3 separate regions of the Homo sapiens genome follow, and regions 2 and 3 are each linked to region 1. The links are chromatin loops, found by intact Hi-C in ENCODE. Cell type or tissue: mammary epithelial cell. All regions are shown on one strand.

Evidence for each region. Peaks named below come from ENCODE experiments on the same cell type or tissue, not always from the same donor. Only the 100,000 strongest peaks of a DNase experiment are listed, where the experiment ranks them.
Region 2: it touches region 1 in a loop (13-fold over the local background); 83 of 110 quality-filtered maps call a loop at or near these places.
Region 3: a loop joins it to region 1, with 8 times the contacts of the local background. A loop is called at or near these places in 11 of 110 quality-filtered maps.

The regions. Positions count from the first base shown.
Region 1 is chr13:39,598,853-39,606,852 of GRCh38, forward strand. It overlaps LHFPL6 (LHFPL tetraspan subfamily member 6), which reads right to left and starts at 4,341. Exons shown (of 4, transcript NM_005780.3): 1 at 4,031-4,341; 2 at 1,980-2,538. The coding sequence starts at 2,364. It overlaps LOC112268119 (protein SPT2 homolog), which reads left to right and starts at 2,472. Exons shown (of 4, transcript XM_035861111.2): 1 at 2,472-2,541; 2 at 3,598-3,688; 3 at 3,792-4,790. The coding sequence starts at 2,472. RefSeq lists a silencer at 4,236-4,535. In mammary epithelial cell, CTCF peaks have their summits at 2,073 and 3,839 (motif pointing left); DNase peaks (open chromatin) are centred at 3,879 and 4,389; H3K4me3 peaks cover 1,953 bases; H3K27ac peaks cover 1,998 bases.
Region 2 is chr13:39,412,452-39,420,451 of GRCh38, forward strand. All of the region lies in intron 2 of LHFPL6 (LHFPL tetraspan subfamily member 6), which reads right to left. Among named protein-coding and RNA genes, the nearest start is that of LHFPL6, 190 kb to the right of the region's middle. RefSeq lists an enhancer at 4,592-5,534. In mammary epithelial cell, CTCF peaks have their summits at 3,159 (motif pointing right) and 4,870; no DNase peak of the experiment used is centred here.
Region 3 is chr13:39,502,878-39,510,877 of GRCh38, forward strand. The region is part of intron 2 of LHFPL6 (LHFPL tetraspan subfamily member 6); the gene reads right to left. LOC105370170 (a long non-coding RNA gene) reads left to right here and starts at 2,429. Exons shown (of 4, transcript XR_007063765.1): 1 at 2,429-2,846; 2 at 6,526-6,589. In mammary epithelial cell, no CTCF peak of the experiment used is centred here; DNase peaks (open chromatin) are centred at 4,384 and 7,534; H3K4me3 peaks cover 262 bases; H3K27ac peaks cover 1,644 bases.

The DNA.
Region 1 (8,000 bases):
GGCCAGCTGCTACTAACAAACTATACTCTTAGCTTAATGTCAGTAACTCTTACCAAGCCAGAGTTCATGAAAAGTACTCACAAAGAAAAAAACATGGTTCTTTAAAAATATATATAATTTCCCCAATTGTCTGTCCCCTTGGGTATTCTGTAAAGTAGAACATTTAGCTCTATATAATTCAAAAAAAATCTATACATAGCTTAGGGAAGGAACCATAAATCTCATGGGTCTCAGATTCACTTCCTGTTGCCTTCCTTCATTACACGTTTAAAGATAATCAATAAAAACTGATTTCTCTTTGTAAGCATTTTCCTGTTCTGCCAGAAATAATAGCAGGCCCTGCCCTAAAATGAAGGAAAAATGGAAAGCAATATTTACCATAAGAGGAGAAAATGAAACTGCTTAAGCATTTTTCCTGAGCCAAGTGAAACACAAACAGCAGACCAACTTTATTCTTACAGAAAAAAATTTTAAATACTCTTGGCATTAATTCTATTCTTAAAATCTATTCTTAAAATTTGTAAGTTTTCAAACTCTGAATTTACATTTCCACTTTCAATGACAACTTCTTTAGGTTTCCTAATAGTTTTAAGTACATACCTGTGTAAATATACATATCACATGCAAGACTTTTGTCAGTGTTAAACATTGAAGCTGTAAAGAGATGACAGGTAGGTCCCCCACACTGCCTCCCGGGAGGGACTAAGGTGCAAACCCAATGGGAAAAAACCCAAATGAGAACAAAGTTACATCAGTAAGGAAAGAATGGACAATTCTATCTCACTTTAAAACAAAACTTTCTATCTCATTTCAAAACACAAAACTTTGCCACTTGCATTTTCAGCACAAGAATTAAACTTTACTGAAAATGTTACTTGAAAGTTTTATATTAAATACTCTGAAATAATCCATTGGGGTTCTCTAATATGGGGAGACTGTCTCACAACTACTCATTTTTAATTCATTTTTCTTCTTCTGGATTCTTCACAAAAGACTGTAAGAAAACACCAAATGAGGGAGTAACAGACCTTTACTTTGTAATGAAGTTCCAAATACATTGTATAAGTTTTCCAGGCTTCCTATTTCCCTTCACTCTGCACTATCTATGGAGGTTGTCATATTTCACCAGGGTGGACTGTAAATCAGACAAGTTCAGCCAGTCAGGTTGAAGAATGGAGGTGAAAAGCACAGTGGAAAATACATAAAGTACAATTAAAACCATATGACCAAAGATATTGAAGCAATACTTGCTGGAGGGAATCCAAGTAAAAATCAAACCTTTTCTGGCGTTAGTGAAACTATCCAGTCCATCTGGGACAAGCACACATCATTTGCTAAATATCCCTTTTCTTTTTTTCCACAGCAAGAGCACCCAGGAAAGTTAAGACCTAACAAGGTAATTAAGTGGATAGCTATCTCTGTAGAATAGTTAAGTTCATAGTTGTTATATAAAACTGATCTCTCATTTAAAATAGTTAACATTTATTTAGAAATAGAGTTTAAGATTGGGCAAGAGTAAATTTTGCATCCACCAAAGTGTATTAGAGGTTCATGATAACAATGTTGAATCAAAAACCTTTTCCACTTTTCTGTGAAATCTTTACCTTTAAAGACCCGAGGATTCCATGAAGACAAAGATAATCTAATTGTCTATTGTTTAACATAACGAACAAGAAGCTATAAAATCCAAACTGTCGCCCCTACTACACCTCAAACAACCTAGATGTTACTGTTTCACATAGGTGGCACTTAGCAGGCCAGTGATGTATATGTACAGAAATTAAGAACTCTTGAAGTTGTAAAGCAGCAATTCTGACAATAATCTTGACTTTGGCAACCTATCATCAAAGCCATTCCAAATCTATTTCTCTTATGCATTCCAGGTGTCATTTATAATAATCTCAGTAGACAACTGAAACATAACTTTTAATACTGCTTTGGGATTCCAGTAAACAACTCAAGCTCAGCAAGTCACTTACCCCCAAGAAACTGAATTCCTCCAGCCACTCTTCCCACTGTCCTGGAGATGAGGTCGGAAACACAGCAACCCATGAGGGCAGTGAGCGCCACCAGGAGGAGGAGGCCACAACCCAGGCCGGTCACTATGGTGCAGATCCTCCATTCTGCGCTGGGGATGCCCTGGAAGGAGGCATAGCGCCCACATTCCTCCACCATCACCATCATCTGCCGACTCTCATCATGCACAGGATATGAGCACCTCCGGAAGGTACCGAAGGACACAGGCTTGCCCAGCTGTGATCCCCAGAGCCAGTAAGGCATAAAGAACCCCACGCAGGAGGTGGCAGCACAAAGAAAAGACAGCAAAGCCCAGATTACTCCAGTACAAGTCAGGCTGGATGCCATCTTTCACCAGATAGGGCAATGAGGACCCCAAGTAAGTGTTCAGGGACTGCAGGAGTGAATGAAGGTGTGAAATCACCAGGGACCCACAGATAATCCACAGTTCCGTAATGCAGAATGGATCTTCAGTCTTACTGGGCATCAACTTTCCATCCTCTGCACTAAAGATGATGGTCCCTGGTAAAACAACAGGAAACATTAAAAATTAAAGGCATTAAAAGAAGTGATAACACTGTTTCAGCTAGTCTACAATTTTCAATTAATAAACATTGAGACTTGCCTCAACACTTTAAAAGTGGGAAGAACTAATTCTCTCTATGAGCTTCATAACTCGATTTTTGTCAAACCAGCTCAAAGCTTTTTCATGTCTTTATCTTCCGTAAATATTTCCAAATTAACTCTGACAGCTATTTACTTAAAGAAACGCCCGATTTTTATTTGACAGGCCAATGAATTCATTCTATATATTATATACTCACATTAAAAGTAATGTAGCACTTTCACTGGGCAATAAACAATTAAAATAAAATGAACCATGCCATGATTTCCATTTTTTGGCTTGCAAGTTCATGCTCATAGTTTGTTGCAACTTTTCTATGTCCCTTTAAGGGTGCATTAACTCTCTGCATGAGCCAAACAAACTAATTAGGATAATTTTTCACAATTGCAGAGTACCATAAATTTAACAAGCATTATGGTCTGCGGAGGCACCCACAGTACAGAACTATTACCAGACACTCTTTGTACTCATTCAGCAGCATTTCAGAATTTCTTTAGTCTTAACATCTTCTAGTGTAAAAGAATGCCTGTGTATGACTTATTTTGAGTCTGCAGTTTTGATTCATTGATTCCAACAGTTCTATTGCAATCATTTCTCCCACTGAATGATTGTCTAATTTGAACAGCAATCCATACTTCCCAGTATGCTACATCAAACCCCAGTCATCCAAATGGTTCCAGGGGCATCTACTTCCACCCCAGCCTTTCAAAAAGAGTTCCTTAACCATTTCTCACACTTTCCATAAAGAAATGAATACAGAAGCACAGAGCCCATCCACCCTAGAATTCCACCCCCAGGACCCCTAACTCCAGCTTTCAGGGTCCATAGCAAATTTCCCCCTTTCTTCACCTCGCCCCTACCCGTTTTTTTCTCTAACCACCGCCCATTTTCAGTTCTGGATGTCACTCAAACGGGAGGTCGGCTACTACTTTTTTTTCTAATCTTGTCAACTGCAGTCAGGGCTGAAGTTGATCTATCTGGGCCACGAGGCTGGGGAAGACCAGCAGGGGGTGGCCTGCGGGCAGGGGGCCCCCATCTCCAACTGCGGTGAGGCGCCCTCGCCAAGACAAGCCCATATTTAGCCCCCTGCCATTGCCTCACCGAGCCACTCCACCCATGGAGACACACAATGATCCCTCCATTCTAAAAGGGGGCAAGAGGCATTTTCCAGCCGGCTCTGGACGAAGGGAGGGGATAAGGATGGGAAGGCAGCACCCCCCGGAGGCAGACGCCAAGAGCGGACGCGGCTGGCAGGCAGAGCCGACGGATCCGCCGAGCTCAGGAAGTCCGGAGCCCGGGAGCAGCCCAACTCCGGCTCCGGGGCAGAGAGGGAGCCCGGGAGAAAGCAGCGGAGCCCACGCCCACGGGGCAGCCGAGTGATTTACTTACATGGCTGGCGGGCGGCGGCCACCTTCCCTCCCGCGTCCCGGGCGCACACACAACTTGCTGTCTTTCTCGGGCGGGAACATCCACGGGAAACCGGACCGTCCTGCCCTTCTTTGCCTCTGTCCCTAACAGCCGCAGAACCCCGGGGCCCGACCTGGAAGAGCAGGGGTTGGCAGGAGGCGGAGGGTCTCCAGAAGCGGGCTGGCACCAGCGGAGACCCCCACTCCCGGCGAGTCCGCGGCGGCAGCTCTGGCGGAGCGCTGTGGGCGCGCGCGGGCGCCGGGGATCGCACGCAGAGGAGCGGATCTCCCTTTGGCAGGCGAGGCACGCACCGCCTCCTCCCCTCCGCTGCCCGGCCCTCCTCTTTCTCCAGTCCCCTCCCCTCGCGCCCCGGGGAACTCCGCGCAGACAGACCCAGGACGCACCGGGGACGTTCCTGGAGCGCCGGGAAGGGAGTGGGGGGGTGCCCCGCTGTCCGCGCGGGTCCAGGCCCACCCCCGGGGGCAGCTTTCGCGGCTCCTCCCCTAGCCCCGAGCCCCCTCGCGCCCCCTCTCCCTGCGTCTCATTCAAAGCTGAGTGGGGAAGGCAGACAGACCGAGAAGTATGGGAGAAAGTTGCTTGTCTTCCTGGGTGACCCCGAGGAGCCACGGAAGATGACACACTTTGCCTGTTGGGGCTTTTCTGGGTTTACTGTTCGGGTTTATGCTCCTGTTTTCCTGCCGCCGTTAAAAGAAGCCGTAGACGGGAAAGAGGGCCTTAAAGAGTGGGTAAAGTGGCCCCTTTGAGATTTGAGGAGGCTTTTGAGAAGTGGTCACTTTGGAAGGCGGTGAATGAGGCGGTTGTGGACGTGGGAATTAAAGCACAGCAGACAGCCCAAGGCTCATGTATGGCATGGGGGCAGCTGCCTTTCCAGACGAGCCAGGGAGAAGGCAGGGGCGGACCTCTAGCGAGCCTCTCCCAAGAGATACACTCTTTCAAAGGTCTCTCTCTCTCTCTCTTGCTGTTTCTCTGTCTCTCTCTCCCTCCCTCCCTCCCTTTCCCTTCACTTCCTCCCTCCCTTCTCCTCCATCCTGCCTCCTGATCAATTTTGCAATTTATTCCATCGTTTGATTTCTTTTCTGAGAAACAACTGATTTTTAGTTCCCCTCTGGACTTGAGGACTTTTTCCACTTGTCATTAGCACTAACCCCTTTAGAAGTTTAGAGCTAGATTCAGTAGATGACTGTGGGAGTCTCTGCTGAACACAGTATTTTAAGAAGTATGCCATCTGGGAACAGCAGTTTTTGAAGTAGACAGTTTCCCAGATATAGTTTTTGTGAGGTGTCTTTTTAGAGGAGTTGAAAGTAATAAATTGGTAGGTATATATTTCATAGCAGATTTTCAGACTGCACCATTTTAATTAGCCGTGATGGTGTACATTTTTCCCACAACGACAGCTGGAGATATGTGTTCTTTTATTATTATTTTGAAAGACCTTAAGTGATTGATTCCAAGCCTTTTGAGGTCACAGGTCTTTTAAAAAATACGATGAAACTGATAAGCCTTCCAGAAAAAAAAATGCGCGGACATATAAAGCTTTACCACAGCGATTCTGAAGAAGGAAAGGGATATTTGGCAAGGTCTGAAGATAATTTTGATTATCATAACCCATGAATGGGGAGTATTACTGGCATCTAGTTGGTAAAGACCCGAGATTCTGCTAAATACAGTGCACAGGACAGTCCCCAAAATTACCTGGGCCAAAATGTCAATCATTTGAATGAAATATCAGGTGGTTTCCCATTCCCTTAAAGCCCATCCATGAATCCCATATTCAGAATCCCCAATTTAAGTGTTTTTGTTTTTGGTGTTGTTGTTGAGTTTAAGTTGTTTTAACTCTTCTCTTACAAATCACCGGTTACTGGTTTCAGTGACAGCATAAGAATGATTGGTCTGACTTCCAGTTAGGTACCACACCCTTAGTTATTACACAGAGCCTTCATACCTATATAATATGATGGTGGAAGATATGATCATAAAAGACAAAAGAATAATAGTGAGAATCGGAGTCACCTCCGTACAACCTGCAGGGGAAATTGCTCTCAAACACTTTCTTAAGTGTGAGAAAGCTTAAGCGCAAGTGCTGGCTGGAGACATATTAATGATAATCATGGTTACTACAGATTGACTCCTTGCTGTGTGTTAGTACATTAAGGTCCCTTAATAGATTACTTATCCAGTCCTCAAAAAAGAAAAGAAAAATTATGAAGAAGGAATAATTATTATTTTACCGCAAGGATAAGAAGTAATTTGCCCAAAAATTTACAGCTAAAAAATGACTTTTAAAAAAATCTCATTATTTGCACTCTCTTAAGCAGAGTAAATGCTATCACAGAGATTCTGCCTAAAATGAAAAAAAAAATGACAGAAGAGGCCAAATTTTTAAAAATCTTTCAGGATGCAATATCAATTATTTGTGAAAGTATAATACTGGGACTCAAATTTCTAACTTAAATAAGTGAATTCAGACAAATGGTGATCTTCCCAAGCCCTAAGTTATCTCATTGTTAAAAAGAGATTGAAATAGGTTATTTTAATTTTTTTTAAGCTCACAACTTCCAGCATCATGGTTATATGGGTCCTCTTATCTTTGAGAAGGAATTTAGAGATCATCTAATCTTGTTCAAGTATGTAATTTTACAGCTGACAAAACAGAGGCTCGAAATTCTTCCAGTGTCTTACCCAAAGCTGAGGCTATAATCCACATATCTTGATTTCTCTTTCTAATTATCTTACTAAACTATAATATCTTCTGAATTACTCCTTATGTTCTTCCATGCACACTTTGTAAGCAAAATGCATTATAATTTATTTAAGCCCCTTTGCATTAAATTTGTACCTTTAAAGGACCATTAAATTACTTCACAGCCAGAAGTTCCCACATAGCAGATGCCACTTATAACACCTATTCCAGGTTTGGGTTTCCAGTATGTTTGGATAGTAGTCTCATTGAGTCACAAGATGAGATCATGAATGCGACAGTATATGGAAAGCTATAAAGTGTTTATGACAACACTCTTGGTTGGCTACCCAGTATTAATTCACAATCCCCTCTCCCTTCTCACCAGATACTCTTCTAGCATCCCTTAAAGCAAGTAATGGCCACTTGATCCTGCTGTAGCCAATGAGTTTGCTAAGGAGGCCTCTGGGGAAGATTGTATTCTCTGATAAAATAAGGAGACGTGAGAGAATAGTTCTCTCACCATCATGACTGTCTTCGGGCACATTCTTGAAGGTGTTTAGAGCTCTAGCAGCCTTCTTGTAACCAGGTGGGGGGTCACAGAGACATACTCCCAGTGATCTAACATTGTAGAGCTTCTCACCTCCATTTGAATTATTTAAAAAGTAAATTATAGATTTTTAATATGGTTTAAATCACTATGAGTTGAATTTTCTCCTTTTAGTAGCTAAAAGCATTCCTAATTGATAAAGCATGGTATAGATAAGACATTTTCAATGAGAGGAAATATACATCAGTGAACATTGTATCTCAGTGCTTGGCAATGTAGACAGATACTCAATAATCAAACAGTAATTGTGGGATTTAATGAACAAATCAATATCATCGTGATTACTATCCTTGTTCTAATGCAGCCTACAGAGTGGGTATTTAATTTTTAAACAAATGGTATGCTATGTGAAATTAGGGAAGGAGCATGATAATGAAATATCGAGAACATAATGAAATCAATCACTTCTGACTACCAGAGAGAGATTGGAAAGGGATTTAGTCTGTCCACAATTGTGGCAAACACTACAGTTTGGCTGATATCATTTCCAACTCACTTCTTTTACATTGTTATCTCCTACGAAAGCAGTGAAAGCTAAAATCTCCACGTCCTAGCCTCCCTTGAAATTTGAGGGGCGATGTGTGTGTTATGATATATATTAATTTTTGTCTACAGTTCCTAGCTCCCAACACCCATAGCCCTTG
Region 2 (8,000 bases), 190 kb before region 1:
TATACTACCATGCCTAAAAATAGCAGCTAGCAATTCTTGAGAACTAACTATGTTTTGGGAACTGTCCTCAGAGCTTTCTGGCGATTGATTAATTTCACAACATTAAGAGGCAGATGCCACAATTGTTCCCATTTTATAAAGAAGAAACTGAAGTACAGAGAGACTACTTCCCCAAATTTATACAAATTGTAGGCCAGGTGCAGTGGCTCACGCCTGTAATCCCAGCACTTTGGGAGGCCAAGGCGGGTGGATCACGAGGTCAGGAATTCAAGACCAGCCTGGCCAAGATTGTGAAACCCTGTCCCTACTAAAAATTAAAAAATTAGCCAGGTGTGGTGGCGGGCTCCTGTAATCCCAGCTACTCGGGAGGCTGAGGCAGAGAACTGCTCGAACCCGGGAGGCGGAGGTTGCAGTGAGCCGAGATTGCACCATTGCACTCCAGCCTGGTCAACAGAGCAATACTCCCGTCTCAAAAAAAAAAAAAGAAAAAAATTGTAAATGGCAGCAAGGGAACCTGAACCCATGTCTAGCACCAGTAGGCACTCTCTTAACATCTTCACTATATTACACCTGCCTTCTGCAGATATCACAGTAGATTCAAAGATGAACGAGCCCTAACTCTACCCCAAGGAGTTTATAAAATTAGACATAATACAAAGTAGTACAATATATGCATCGCTAAGTGAAATACAACATATTGTGGACTTTCAAAAGAGGGAGAGATGATATCTAATCAAAGAAATCTGGAATATTTAACGAAGGAAAAATAGCATTTGTTATTCATTTTAATCCAATTTAACATACTTGTATTATGCAATATTTTATGCCAATTCTTCAGAGCCTGTGGTCAAATAATAACTATGAAATGTATCCACATTGATATGTACTCAGGAAAATATCCTAATCTTTAAAGTAGGAAAATAAGATTAAAATATTCGTAAATTATGTTCTTATTTAAATGTCAAACCCGAAACTACTCAGGATTTTTTTTTTTTTTTTTTAGGAATTGGGGGTAGGGGGGGTGGGTCTCACTATGTTGCCCAGGCTGGCCTCAACCTCTCTGCTCAAGAGATCCTCCTGCCTCAACCTCCTGTGTATCTGGGACTACAGGCGTGTGTCATCACAACCGACTAGTTTTTTTTTTTTTTTTCTTTAAGTAAGTTTTAAATGAATTTTTCTGTTGTGTTGCTGTCTTTAATAAGTGAACATATGTTTGCATTTGCACAAGTGTATTAAACTCTAACATGCATATTGACAAGTGTACATATAAGGTCAGAGCTCAAGGAATTTTCATAAGCTGAAGACACCATGTAAACTTTACAAACATTAAAAAGAATCAACCAGCACCCCAGTAGCCTTCCTTCTATTCCTTTTTAATCACCACCCCTTCCCAAGGGTTATCCTACCTCCTGACAAAATAGATTGGTTTTGCCTCTCTTTGTACTTAAATAAATGGAATCATAAATTATGGACTCTTTTGCTATGGCTTCTTTGACTCAAATTTATGTTTACGAGACTCATCCATAGTGATGAGTATAATTAGAATTGGTTTATTTTCATTGCTGCATAGCATTTCATTATGTGAATATACCACAATTTATCCACTCTACTGTTCATAGGCATTTGGACAATTTCCAGTGTTTGATTGCTCAAAAAAATAATTCTGGGAACATTCTCATATGCCGTTTCATTCACATATCTATACATTTTTGTATGGACTATATGGAGGGGTGAAATTGCCAGATCACAGGGTATAAAAGCATTTAGAAAGATATTACCTATTTGGAAATCAAGCTCAATAAATAATGTTATGAGTTAGTAGTAGCACAAACCAAATGAGAAATGCTTAATAAAATAAGCATTAGCTGTGAGAATATGTGTCAACATTCACACAACATCTTCCTAATTCCATCTTCCATCTTCCTCTTTCCAGTATCAGATTTTAGCCACAGTTCATTAGAAGCTTATCTTGTCATTTTTCAGGAAATTTATTTTATAATACCACATTATGCTTCAGGGCATGTGTTTCAGGACAACTGAGGGAGTCTTCATGGTGGATTTGGGCTGGAGTTGAGGTAGAGCAAGGGCCCCTGCATTTGGTGTTATCAGTCTTCTGGGACTTTCTTGGGGTACTGTTTTCACTTCTTCTTCTTATTTCTAGTTTAGTAAATTTCACATATAATGCTTCAAGCTGCTGTGGGCTTATTTTTTTTGCCATTTGTGTTAAAACATGCTATGAAATTCTTGCTTACAAAACTTGGATAGAAGGCATGATAACACCAATTATTTGTCTTATCTCTGCCCAACCACCTAAATGATATAATTACTGGCAACTGAGGTTTTTTCCTATGCCTGTTGGCATTTAGACCCCTAAGAGTATTATACAGGCTAGGGTAAATTAACCTGAGAGAAAATAGCATGGTAACTTATTTCAAAACACAAATCATTTTTACTAGAACCAGGCCAAATCAATGTCTTTGAGAAGCTACAGGGTCTTGAGTCAAATTACTGGGGGTGGACATGGTACTTTTTCCTAAACACACAATGAAAAGGATCACTCTGATTATAAAGTCTGAGTTTCCCTTTCTAACCCGTCTGTGGCACATGACCAGTTTATTTGGTGGAAAACACATTCCTCAGACCCCAGGACAGGCCAACTTGTCCTAGTTTAACTTGTGCTGTGCTTTTTTGTAATAGCAACCTAAGACGGAAACATCTGGAAAAATACCATGACTGAGCTGGTGGGATCAAAGACCAAAGTGAAATGCTCTATTGTTAATTTCCAGGAACTGACACAGAACGCAGAGTGAAATAACTCAGCTGGGCATGAATCCCGTTGGATTTCTGAAAAGCTTGCATACTACTATATTGCCTCAGCCGATAACTGAAGGAAAAGTAGTTCAGCAAAGTTGAGGAAAAACAAATTTTTGTGCATGTGTATGCACATGCATGTGTATGCATACGCACATGTGGAAGAACTCAGGTCTGTGTTCAACATGTTAATAGTGTATTCCTCTGCTGGCAAAGACAGCTTGCCATAAAAATACTGAAAAAAAAAAAAACAAAAAACAAAAGCAAGCTGAAGAAACACTTAAGTCCTTCATGAATTGAAATTAAGAACTGTGCTTGCAAAGAAGCATCCCGGTGCCCCACCAGACTGAACTCCAGGGGGCAGTGGCTTTCTGGCATATCTTTGCTCCCCTTGGCAGCTGGGGCAGTGTCTGGCTCATAGTTTTGCAGTAACCGAAGGTGTACTGGATGAAGGATTAATAAATGCATAAATGAATGGGAGAATAAATACAACAAGCAGCAAAGCTTCATAGTCTCAGTGCTGAATTCAAAGTGAGAAGTCTAAACCTTGACACTTTTCAAGCCTTTCTCATTTGCAGCCAGTTTGCCTCCTTGAACTTTGTTCAATACATTACGAAGAAAGAAAGAAAACAATACTTACCTACCTTGAGTAGACATTTGATGCTTAGATATTTGCAGAATCAGGACTAGAAAGGTCCTTCAGACATCACCCCTAGATTCTCTGTCCATAGCAAGTGTATAATGACAGAATGGATGTGAAATGAAGAAATGTCCAAGAAATGAGATTATGCAGTCTCCTTGGGTAACGACTGAAGTTAGAGTACTGAGCAAATGTAAATTGCAACAGAAATGGTAAAGAAAATTAATATGAACTGACGTCTTTGATGAGAGTAAGAGTAGTAAGACTATGTGGGGAAAAATAATCTGAACAATTTGAATCAGGTTCTATTGACTCAATGATCAAGCCCTAGAATATAAACCCAAGGAGGGCTGATATGTTTATCTGTTTTGTTCATTAATGTATCCCAAGGGTTGAGAACAATGCCAGACATATTACAGATGCTTAGCACATGTTTGTTGAATGAATGAACCTTAATATGTTAAAAAAAAAAAAGAGGAGGCATGAAACTCCATTATATTAGGCCAATTCATTCTCCAGTTCATTTACTCTATGTTTTCCCCAACTGTGGTGCCACACAATGATACTTTTGATCATACAGTTTAAAGGACAAAAAGGTAGAGAATAAAATGCCTTTTCCCTTCCCCTACCTTGAGCTCCTTTTCCATACAACCTCTGAATATTTGGGCAATAAAGTCAAAAGTCTGCAGCTGGAGAACAGTGGTATCAGTTTCATGTACTTAATGTGTGAATGCAGTATGTAATTGCAAGAGAAAAGAGAAAGTGCTAGCTTTCTCTCTTTTACAGTTTGTGTGAACATAAATCAAATACAGGAAAGTTATAAAGTCATTGTGCAGTTTTTTAAACATTTATAATTCTGATGTCAGAGGTGGTAGAAAAAATTTGTAAATGGCATGCAAATCAAATTTTCCTCCTAAAGTTGTTAAAACCTGAGTTCTGCTAGTCCCAGCACCTATTTTTATCTTCTTGTCTACCATAGGCATATGAACATTTGTCACAGGTACTTGAATAATGAATACATCTTGTACAATCACATAAGGGTTTTCTTCTTAAACATGAACATGTTTTTGTTTTAAAATGTCATCTGCAGATTTCTTCTAGCCTGCCGATACATTTAGGTTATTCCAAGTTTAGAAGAGCCCGAAGGTGTAGGGAGACTCCTCTTAACTCCAGGAAGAAACAAAGGTGGGATAGGCCAAGTTGCTTTTATTACACTTCTTACCAGTGTCCAGTGTCTTTTCTCTTCTTTGGAATCATCCTGCCTTATTCATATCCCTCTTGAAACAGGACAGGACTGGACTCTACCAAAAAGACTAACTACCCAAGCTTTTTCCCAAAGGCACTGTTGGTTAACAGACATGTTGCAGAAGAATCTGTGTGAAGCCCTCAACTGCTCTGACTTGGGTGCCCCCAGAGGCTAAATTAGGTCACACCAGCTGCATAATATTAAATGGGGCAGGGGCGGCCGGAGCAACGCTGTGAGAAGCTGACATTCCTCAAAGCATGAATTGGAAGCCAAAGTGGTAGTTTTTGTTTTGCCTTTTGAAAATACATCTTTCTATTTCCCTCTGTCATTTAACTAACAGCTCCTCTAACTTTCCACCCGCTCAAAAGGCAAAAGAGACGGAGGGAAGGAGTCACATCAAGGACCAATTTTCCTTAAGCAAAATTCTTCCTTGTTAGCCATTCTGCAAAAATTCATTAGCTGAATTAACCATTCTCCACGGACCTCATCTTTATTCCTCTCTTCTTTCCCCTCCCCGCTTCTTTTTAACCTTTCAGCACAGAATTAAGTCTTTGTGATATTCAGCACATCAATGAACTCACCCAGCCAGGCGGAGCTCCTGGGCCGGGGCAGGGGCGACTTTGTGGGCTGCATTCCAATTGACTGGGGTGGTGACAAGGAGACCCAGCCCCAGCCATCAAATGGGCCCTGTGTCTGAGTATGATTCATAACACAAACATGTTTAGAAAGCGAAAGAAAGGAAGAAAGGAGCATGGGATTTGAAGTCATTGAGTCAGTATTGTTGCAAGATTTAGAGCATTATGTGGGGAGAGAAAGAGTGTTAGTCTTGTGTCCTAGCACCCAATCCACAGACAGATCTGCATCAAAACAAGGCATTTCACATCTTCTAAGATAAGCCCAAATTAAAACAAAACCAAACAAACCCCACATCTACTCTTCCCACTCCACCATCCCACTCCCACCCTGTCCTGGTAAAATAAATGAATGCATGAAATAAACAAGTAAGTCCTGGTCAATCTTACTTACATATTTTATCTTATGAATACTGTAGTATGCCAAATTAGCTGCTAATTCTTTACATGGGATTTGAAAAAAATGCTGCAGGGATTTTTAAATATTCAATGAACTTAAAGAACAAATGGAATATAATAGATTCAAAATGAAATGATTGCCTAGAAGTATGCTCTGATTCCTAAAATAAGATTTTTTTTTAAAGGGTAAAGTTTTTTTGGTCTTTTTTTTTTTTTTTTTTTCCAGAATGCCATATAACTAAAATCTGAGTAAAAGGAATTGGCCATGTCTAACTTTTCTCTTACTCCCTTATTTTTAACAGACTTATGTACATTTTATCCAGAAATCTCCTAACAATGCAAGTAGCGTCTGGGGGAAGTAAAAGCTGCATATTAAAAGTAGGGTGGAAGAGAATGTCAGCTTGAATGTGTGCAGCCCCTAAAGATTATCATCCACTTTAAATGATAAAGATCGGCAAGGCCCCTCATTAAAGCAGAATTCCTTGAAGCTCCCAATAGCGGTTGTGCATTTTCTTCATTTATAAAATACAATATCTGATTCAGTCACAGAAACCTCACAATATTGTCTTATCTTTGACAAAATTAAACAGCTTTGCCTTTCCTATCTTCTACTCTAGTAATCTTTGGCATTAACATGAAATTTCTGCTGTGACCAAACAGCCTTGCCGACTTTACAGCATGTAAAGAATCCCATTCATCCTGAGCTGCCTGGGAGATAAAGGTGGGAAATGGGTGTAATGTTTAGTGATACACAAATATTGCTGCCCAATGATCAGAATACAGATTCCACAGATTCACCTTCCTTAAACGTTTCAGTAATGTTTTCCTTATTTTATTTTATAATATTTATTTTTTAAGAAATGGTTAGGGCATGGATTTAGCTTCCCAATTAGTAAGTAGGTGAATCAGTCTACATTTCAAATGTGGGCTGTACCAGTCCATCTACTTAGCTTCTGGAGACAGCTTCAACAAAACCCAGAACAGGCTGCACTCCCTTTTGTCCTGACCCCAATCTTGCTTATGAAAGAGAACACTTTTAGATGTGAAAAAAATGGCAAATAATGAGTTGTTTCTCTACTCTGGACTTCTTGTGAAATACAACTACAATTCCTTCATCTCTCCCTAGTCCCTAAGTTTAAGCTGATGTCACTAATGTGATCACAGTGCTCTAAAGTTACAGTGTTTTACCTATCATTGAACAAAGAAAAAGAGAAACATTTCCAGCCAGCTTTGGATGAAATGGTTTCAAAACATATTTGGTATTCCCATCCTCTTCTCTGGATAAGTAAGGAAACAAAAAGTGAAAAGCTTTATAACCAATAAATGTCTCATTCATTATATGTGAAATAAGAGTTGAATTAGTCTTCTGAAATGAATCAAAATGTTTTAGCTTTTACTAAAGTTGTAATATTCCTAATTGAGCAAAGTAGTTTAAGTTCATGATTCTTTCTAAATCTTATTTTTTTAAAGGTTTTAATCATTTCAGAAATGAAGGACAGATGAAGAAATTTTTTTAAAAAATTTAATCATTTCGAGTTGTATAAATATTAGGCCCATATAGATTTTTAACAATCATATTCTCCTGCTTGCAAAGAGTTCATAAGTTATTTTTCTATCTTTTCCTGAGAGTCTTTCCCTAAGGTAAACCTCACCAATATAGGTTATGATTGACTAAATTTTTTTTAGAAATATATTTAAAAATCCAAGTACTTTTTATAACTCTTAATAAGATACATATTTCTTTTACAGAAGTAAAAATGTCGAGAATAATGATTTTCAATAAAGTGAACAAAGCACAAAGCGCTTTTATAGAAAATGCACAGCCTAACAGCCTGTGTGTTCCTAGAAGGTCTGGATCACCAGCTGTGTTTGCACCTGCTTAGCTGCCCCTGGCCTTTACGCTAACAGGCAAGCCTCCTTCAAATCAGGCTATCTGGAGTCTGTATTCACTCTTCTCCCACAGCTCTTTTCCTAATTGAGGCACATCACACTCTCAGAAATAAGGCTTATTTTCCAAAGACTTTGGAGTGTCTGAAGATTAAGGTCTGGGTTACTATATAATCCTCAACTTACAGAGTACGCCTTTGCCCATCAAAATGTAATCCATACCTCAATTTGAACCTCTTTAGGTAGGTTTGGTTAATGGATCATTCATCCTTTGTGTCTTCTTTCTGTAAGTAGCAATGAATGTTGCCAGCATCATGGGGGAGAAATAGTAAGACAAGCACTTAAAAGAACTGTTCTAAAAGAAGCAAACAGGAGAGTGCTTACC
Region 3 (8,000 bases), 96 kb before region 1:
TTTATTATTGTTGTATCTTATTTATTTATTTTAGAGACAAGGTCTTGCTCTGTCACCCAGGTTTGAGGGCAGTGGTGCGATCATAGCTTATGGCAGACTCAAACTACTGGGTTCAAGCAGTCCTCCCACCTTGGCCTTCCAAAGTGCTGGGATTACAGCCACAAGCCACCACACCTAGCCAATAAATGCATTTTCAATTACAATCCATACATATGTGAGTCCTATGCCCAGAACTCTGGGTGGTTCCAAGCTGCACTCAGAACAGCCAGAATGCTTACAGTGACTTATAAATGCTACCTGACCCGGCACCCTCAACCACTGGACACATCGCTCCCTCCCTCATTCCTCACAAAGGCACTAGCCTCCCAGCCATTCTACAGACATTCTAGGAATTCCCACCTTTGTGCCTTTGCACTGACTGTTCCCTCTGCCTCTAACACGTTTCTTCCAGATATCCACATGGTCAACTCTCTTGCCTCCTGTCTCTGATCAAACAGCAGCTCAATAAGGCCTACCTGACCATTTTATTAATATCTAAAATTGCAACCATCCCCCCCACATACTACCATAACTCCCAATCCCCTCCTGCCACTTTGTTTCTTTTTGCCATAGCACAATCAGCTTCTAACATACCACACAATTTACTTATTGTGCTAATTATTATTTATCTTTCCCACTACAGAGAAAGCTCCATGAGGCCAAGGATTTTTGTCAGTCTAATGATGTATCCCAAGCACCTAGAACAGTGCTTGGTATGCAGTAGGTGCTCAATATTTGTTGAATTAATGAATATAATTGAAAGAAATTTTACACAATACGTAACCTTACTATGTCTGTACACTGATATTCTCTATCCAATTCTATTCAAATTTACTTTATTAAGTCTTGGCTGCAACTCACTAGTAGGTCACCCACAGTTTGACAAGCAGACTTATTTTGCCAATAACTTGCTGAATGCCTATTTAGGGCCCAGATCAATTTCCCAGAATGTGCCTTTTGACAAGTCAAATACAAAAAGCTTCCTCCAAAAGTTCTTGAAGAGTCTAACAATTAAACATGCTGGCAGACCATGTATAAATAAGAAAGATGATAACATGGTAAAATTAGAAGTTTTGGTATATCATTCCATTGCCAAAAATGTTAGCTTTGATAGTGCCATCACTTTTAATGGCAAAAATTGCTTTTGCACCAACCTAAATAATAAATATATGACTGTGGTGAGGCAAGGCATCAGTGAGTCACCGGAAGGATCACTAACATGTTTTAAATTATATTAATATATCTGTAGCACAGAATAATGTTTTAAAGCATATAGTTTAATCACAATGTTTTATAAATTTTCCTTTCAAAACTTAAATGGGAAGGACTGGTATTATTTCAGATTAATAAATCCAGATGAATAAGATTAGTAGATCCAACATTATCATTAATGACCAAATATTTGTAGTTATATCTTATGGGATCTTAAATCTTTTCTTTAATCTTAATTCGACTGCATATTTCAGAATTTAAATTAGAAGATTTCCTCGCTGTATTAGTTTACTAGAGCTCACATATGAAGTATCACACACTGGGTGGCTTAAACAACAAACATTCTTTTCCCACAGTTCTGGAGGCTGGAAGTCCAAGATCAAGATGCTGGCAGGTTTGGTTTCTCCGGAGGCCTCTCTCCTTGGCTGGCATTGCAGGTGGTCCCCTTCTTGCTCATCCTACATGGTCCTTCCCTCTGTACTTGTCTGTATCCTACTCTCCTCTTCTACTAAGGACACCAGTTACATTGGATTAAGGCCCTCTCTAATGACTTCATTTTAACTTAATTAACTTTTTAAAGACTATCTGCAAATACAGTCACATTCTGAGGTACTGAAGGTTAGTGCTGTCACACATGAAACTGGGGAGGAAACCCCACACTTCTAATTCTAGTACTTATGCTCAGGAATAAGCATATTCCCCTACATCTTTGCCTGCTGTCATATATGCTGCCAAAACCGCAGAGGAAATTGTATAATGTCATTTTCAATGTACATGACCTTCCTGAAATAAATAAAAATGACCTGGCTCATTACATAAATGAATGAATTAAAATGAATTTAACTACAACTACAATTTCTAGTTTTTTCCATCAACTAGGAAAGATGAAAGGACTTGTATGTTCCCCCAAAGCTTAGGCTTCTTTCCTAGATCTTTCATTTTAGATTCATTTACACAAACACACCTTTTTCTCTTAAACATTCTTCTCTGGGAATTGATGCAAACGCAAAAGAGAAAGGAAGGGAGGACCAGTCAACCATTCCAGGAGGAAACGTGAGGTCAAGAGAATGGTTTAACATCAATCAGGTATAGATGTTATCAGCATGAAAACATCCTCAGAATCACTGCTATTTCCACATTCTAGAGAGCGGAATCGGAGTAGAAGACAGTTGTCAGTAGAATCTCAGTGGAACTCAGAACATAATTGATGTCAGGAATCTGTCAACTCAAACATTCACTGAAGGCCTACTATGCATAAGGAATTGCGCAAGACCCCAGAGGAGGTTGAGTGACAAACTACTGAAAGAAATGAGGATTATGTTACTTGGTGGAGGAAAAGAGAACTTCAGAGGAGATACGAGAACTGTCTAAAAAAAAAAAACACATGAAGGGCTTCCTGGCAGAAACAGATTTGATTTATCCTCAGAGGCTCCAGAAGGCAGAGTTTAATCAACTAGTTCAATTCCTGAGAGGCTGATTTTGGCTAAAAGAAGGATGAATTTTCTGATATAACTATCCAGTAACAGTGAGGTAGCAAGTTCCTTCTCACCGAATGTGTCAAACAAGGTTTGGGGGTGCTGTGGAGGGATTCACAGGTGAGACAGAGAATAGCTGACTCTCTTGGTTCCTTCTAAAGCTGAGAAACTTCATTAGGTCTGTACCCACTACAGATTTCCAGTGATAGAGTGAAGGGTATTATCCACTTTTATACATTTTCTAAATGACATTTTGTCTATATTACAAATGAAAATATTATCCTCTAAACAAGGATGCATTATCTTACTGCCACAGAGGAGCTATCAATAATTTCTCAGTCCTCATCATTTATTATAAAGGATCTGCGGAACATCTCTCCTTTTAACCTCTAACCACTCAACTCAGATAAAGCCTGCATTCAAAACTGATCACCTTGTCATGCAGGTGATCAAGCAAGAACTATCTCTTTTTACAGACAAAACAGCCCCAAGTATAATAATATGGTTTTATACTACACTATGATCTTTTACATTACTTCCTTACAATAACAGTTTCTAGGGAACAATATGATTTCCAATATTCAGCTCTGGCTTCTGTGGACGTAATATTCTGTGATCAACAGTGCGGTTAATAGATGTGATTAGGAAAACAAGAAGAGGCTACCATAAAAATGTATGTGAAAGAGCACCTGAGGGTCCCGCTGCTAATTCCTTGGCCAAGTTCTTAACAAGGGGTGAGGATCCTAATGGTGTTCAGTGATGAATACGAAGACCAACTGTGAGAAAGGACCTCAGAGAAGATAGTAAACATTTGTCAAAGTTGAGTCCCATGGGATTTCACGCTCTTCTGAGCAGTGGAAACCAAAATCACCTAATTTTCTATCCAGCCAGGCTAGGATGATGATCCACAGTGAGAAACATTTCACACTAAAGTCATTTATTTTATTTTATTTCATTTCATTTTTTGCTTGTGACCCCTAAATTAATAAGGGCCACCGCCACTCAGCAGCTTAATCAACAGAGCTCCATCATTCTGTCAGCTCCTTAAGAAGCATAAGAAAGCAAGTCAGGGTGGGAAAGGGTTGAATGGCAGAGAAGGAAGGAGGTGGGATAGGGAGGTGGGGGGGAAGGTGTGGAAAAATAATGTGAGATCTCACATATAAGCTAAAGCTGAGGCAGCTATGTAATTATAAAGCTAGCTTTTCTTTCACTTGACAGCACAAGAAAAGGAGGTGAAGATAAGCTTTTAAATGAAACATGACATTCCCTTATTAAATTCTGATTTCTATTTTAAATGGCTTAGTGCTTTGAGTTTACTTCCACACTCTGAGCTAGCCAAGAAGGAGATGTTTAATGGAAAGAAAAACTGCAAATTTTTTTGAACAGTGCATGCATGTTTCTAAACAAGTTTGTATAAACACGTTTGTGCTTATAAAAGCTGTTCGGGTTATCCAAGCAATAGTTGGCCACCTTTTGGTAAACATAAATGCATTCTAGCTTACTGGGAAAATGCAAGGTATGCCTTTTGTTTAAAAATAACATGATGCGTAATGTGTGCAATGCATTAAGAATTTATTGCCCATTTCTGCTTCAGTTCCTCTCCATCACGGGTAGCCAACAGAAGCTACACGTCCTTACAAGCAGTGCTCTGTGGCCCACATGAAATCAGGCCATTGCATGCTAGGACCTGTAGACCCCAGACAGGAGGGAAGCTGCAGTGCATTTCCTGTGCCGTCAGAGGTCTAGCAAGTTTGGGGTTTTATTTTCCCTCTCACAGAAAAAGATAAACATTCTTGCTGCTTCTCTCTACATCACATCCACTTTAACACCCCCTCCCATCTCAAAGGACTGCAGGCATTTCTCCCCAAAGTATGTGGGAAATGCCCCAAATTGCTGCAGTTTGTATCTGCTTGTCAAATACCATCAGTAATATTCATAATAATGCCAAATATTGAAATTGCTGCAGTTTGTATCTGCTTGTCAAATACCATCAGTAATATTCATAATAATGCCAAATATTGAAATTGCTGCAGTTTGTATCTGCTTGTCAAATACCATCAGTAATATTCATAATAATACCAAATATTTTTTGAGCAATCTGCATATAGAAAAATAGTTTTACCTACAGTATCTGAGTATGTGGTAGATATTATTAACTTCATTTTACAGAAAAGAAAAACTGAGTTCAGAGAGGCTATGCAGTTTATCCACAGGTACACAGCAAGTAAATGATAAATCCAAGATTTGTCTCTGATTTCAAGTCCAGGCTTTATCTTGCCTCCCCTCCCTTCCTTCCTTCCTCCCTTCTTTCCTTCCCTCCCTCCCTCCCATTTCTTTCTCTTTTCCTTCCTTCCCTTTTTTTCTCCCCTCCCCTTTCTTTTCCCTCTTTTTCTTTTTAATAGTGTTATTAAGTTGTAATTTACTTTTTTTTTTTTGAGGCAGAGTCACGCTCTGTTGCCCAGGCTAGAGTGCAATGGCGCCATCTCGGCTCACTGCAATCAATTTCCGCCTCCCAGGTTCAAGTGATTCTCCTGCCTCAGCCTCCCGAGTAGCTGGGATTACAGGTGTGCACAACCACGCCTGGCTAATTTTTGTATTTTTAGTAAAGGTGGGGTTTCACCATGTTGGCCAGGCTGGTCTTGAACTCCTGACCTCAGGTGATCCACCCGCCTGGGCCTCCCAAAGTGCTGGGATTATAGGCATGAGCCACTGCCCCAGGCCATAATTTACATATAATTACATTAACATACCTGAAGTACACAATTGATAAATTTTGATGCACATACAATGGCAAAACCATCACCACAATTAAGATAATAAGTATATCTATTACCTGATCACATTTCCTCATACTACTTTGTAATTTCTTCCTCCCCGATTCCATTCTATACTCCCCATCCTAGAAAACCATCCATCTGCTTTCTTTCACAATTGATCTGTTTGAATTTTCAAGAATTTTATATTAATGGAATCATACAGTATGTACTCTTTTTGTTTTGCTTCTTTCACTCAGCATAATTATTTTGAGATTTATCTGCATTGTTGCATGTATTATAAATTCATTCCTTTTCACTGGTAAATAATATTCCAGTGTATGGATATATCCCAATATTGTTTATCAGTTCACCTACTGATGGACATCTTCATTGTTTCCAGTTTGGGGCTAATAGCATTCCTAGAAATATAGCAACTAACAAAACTCATACACAACTCTTTATATGAATACATGCTCTCATTTCTCTTTAGTAGATACCTATGAATGGACTGGCTCGGGTAATACAGTATATATGTATTTAACTTTTTAAAGAAGTTGCCAAATTGTTTTCTAAAATGGTTGTACCATTTTACATTGCCACCAGCAGTGTATGAAACTCCCAGTTGATCCACATTCTCATTTATGCTTCGTATGGTTAGTCTTTTTAACTTTAGTCATTCTAGTAAGCACTGAATGGTATCTCACGGTGGTTTTAATTTGCATTTCCTAAATGATAAATGATGGTGAACATCTTTTTATGTGGTTATTTGCCATCCATGAAACGATGGTGAACATCTTCTCATGTGGGTATTTGCCATCCATATATTTGTCCAAACATTTTGCCCATTTTTAATTGCATTGTTTTCTTATTATCAAGTTTTGAATATTTTTAAATAATTTGGATACAAATCCTTTATCGGGTATGTGATTTGCAAATAGTCATTCATTTTTTTTTCTTTTATCCATCACACCTTTAATGTCATATCTAAGAAATCTTAGCCTAACACGAGGTCATAAATATTTCCTTTTTCTCTTTTCTTCTAGAAGTTTTATAGTTGGGGTTTGAGATTTAGGAACATACTACGGTTCAGATTAACTCTGGATTAAGGTATGTGCTGAAGTTGGTTTAAGGTATGCGCTGAAGTTTTTTTTTGTATATGCCTATTTTTAAATTTGATTTTTTTATTTTGCTATTTTATATTTCTTTTAAAAAATTTTTTGGACTATTTTAAAGCTTTCTTCTATTCCAGTATTATCAATGCTTTTTCTTTAGGAATGCCAAAATGACCAATAAAGAAGGGGCTTTAAAATAAAGATGGGGCCAGGCACAGTGGCTCACGCCTGTAATCCCAGCACTGTAGGAGGCTGAGGAGGGAGGATCCCTTGAGTCCAGAAATTTGAGACCAGCCTGAGCAATATAGCAAGACCTCATCTGTACAAAAATTTAAAAAATTAGCCAGGCAGGGTGGCATGTGCCTGTAGTCCCAGCTACTTGGGAGGCTGAGAGGAAGGGTGAGGCTGCAGTCAGCCATGACTGTGCCTCTGCACTCCAGCCTGGGTGACAGAGTGAGACCTGGTCTCAAAAAAATAAAATAAAAATACTACAACTGGCATGAACCAGACGATATAAAAGTAACAATTTACAGATTACAAGAAATAAAATAGGCTCTAAGACAGAAACTCACGGTGCTCAAAGAGAATCCTGCAGGAAGACTGAATCCCACTCAATTGCCCATCTGCTGATGGTTACTGACTGCTCTGCAGATGGTAACAATGAGGCGTAATGATAAATATGCATTGCTCTGGAGTCCTATACAATCAAAGCACTTCACGTGAGAGTAAAAACTAATTAAACATTGCAGCACCACCCACTGAAGGTAGAGTTAAATCTGTCAAATTATATATTCTGAGCAGCACTGGTTTATAAGAAAGATTCACCAAGTTTCCTTTATTTTTTTGTCCTTAATTATAAAACCTGTTTTCACCTGACACTTTTCCAGCAGTGTAACTTTTGCCCTGGGGCAAACTGAGGTGGCGATGTCTGTAGTAACTGCCAAGAGAGCTGTTTGTTTCTCCCCAGGGGTAGGTCATTAGAAACTGAAAGTCCAGAACCAATTTTCTCCAGCTGCTGCAGGTGTTTTACTTTTAGCATTGTGGGGTGGGGATAGCAGATGCCTGAGAAACTATAGTGTTTTACATAAGTCTGAAATCATTGGATCTATAACCTCAGTTCTTCAACAAACCTTATGTCAATCAAGAGATCAGAACACATCTTTCTAGAAAGAGAAAACACACACACACACAATGGAGAAGCAGGTAGAAAGTCAGGAGTTACAGAACTAGCTAAATGGAAATATTACAGAAATTTACAGAAGTGGACAACTTTGCTTCCTGAGTGAAAAAGTTATATAAAACAAAATAAAACAAAAAATAATTGAAGAGGAAAACTACAGTTTGAAATATACAACTTAAACCTGAAATTAAATTACTGGTATTTGTAATCATTACTTTAAATTTTT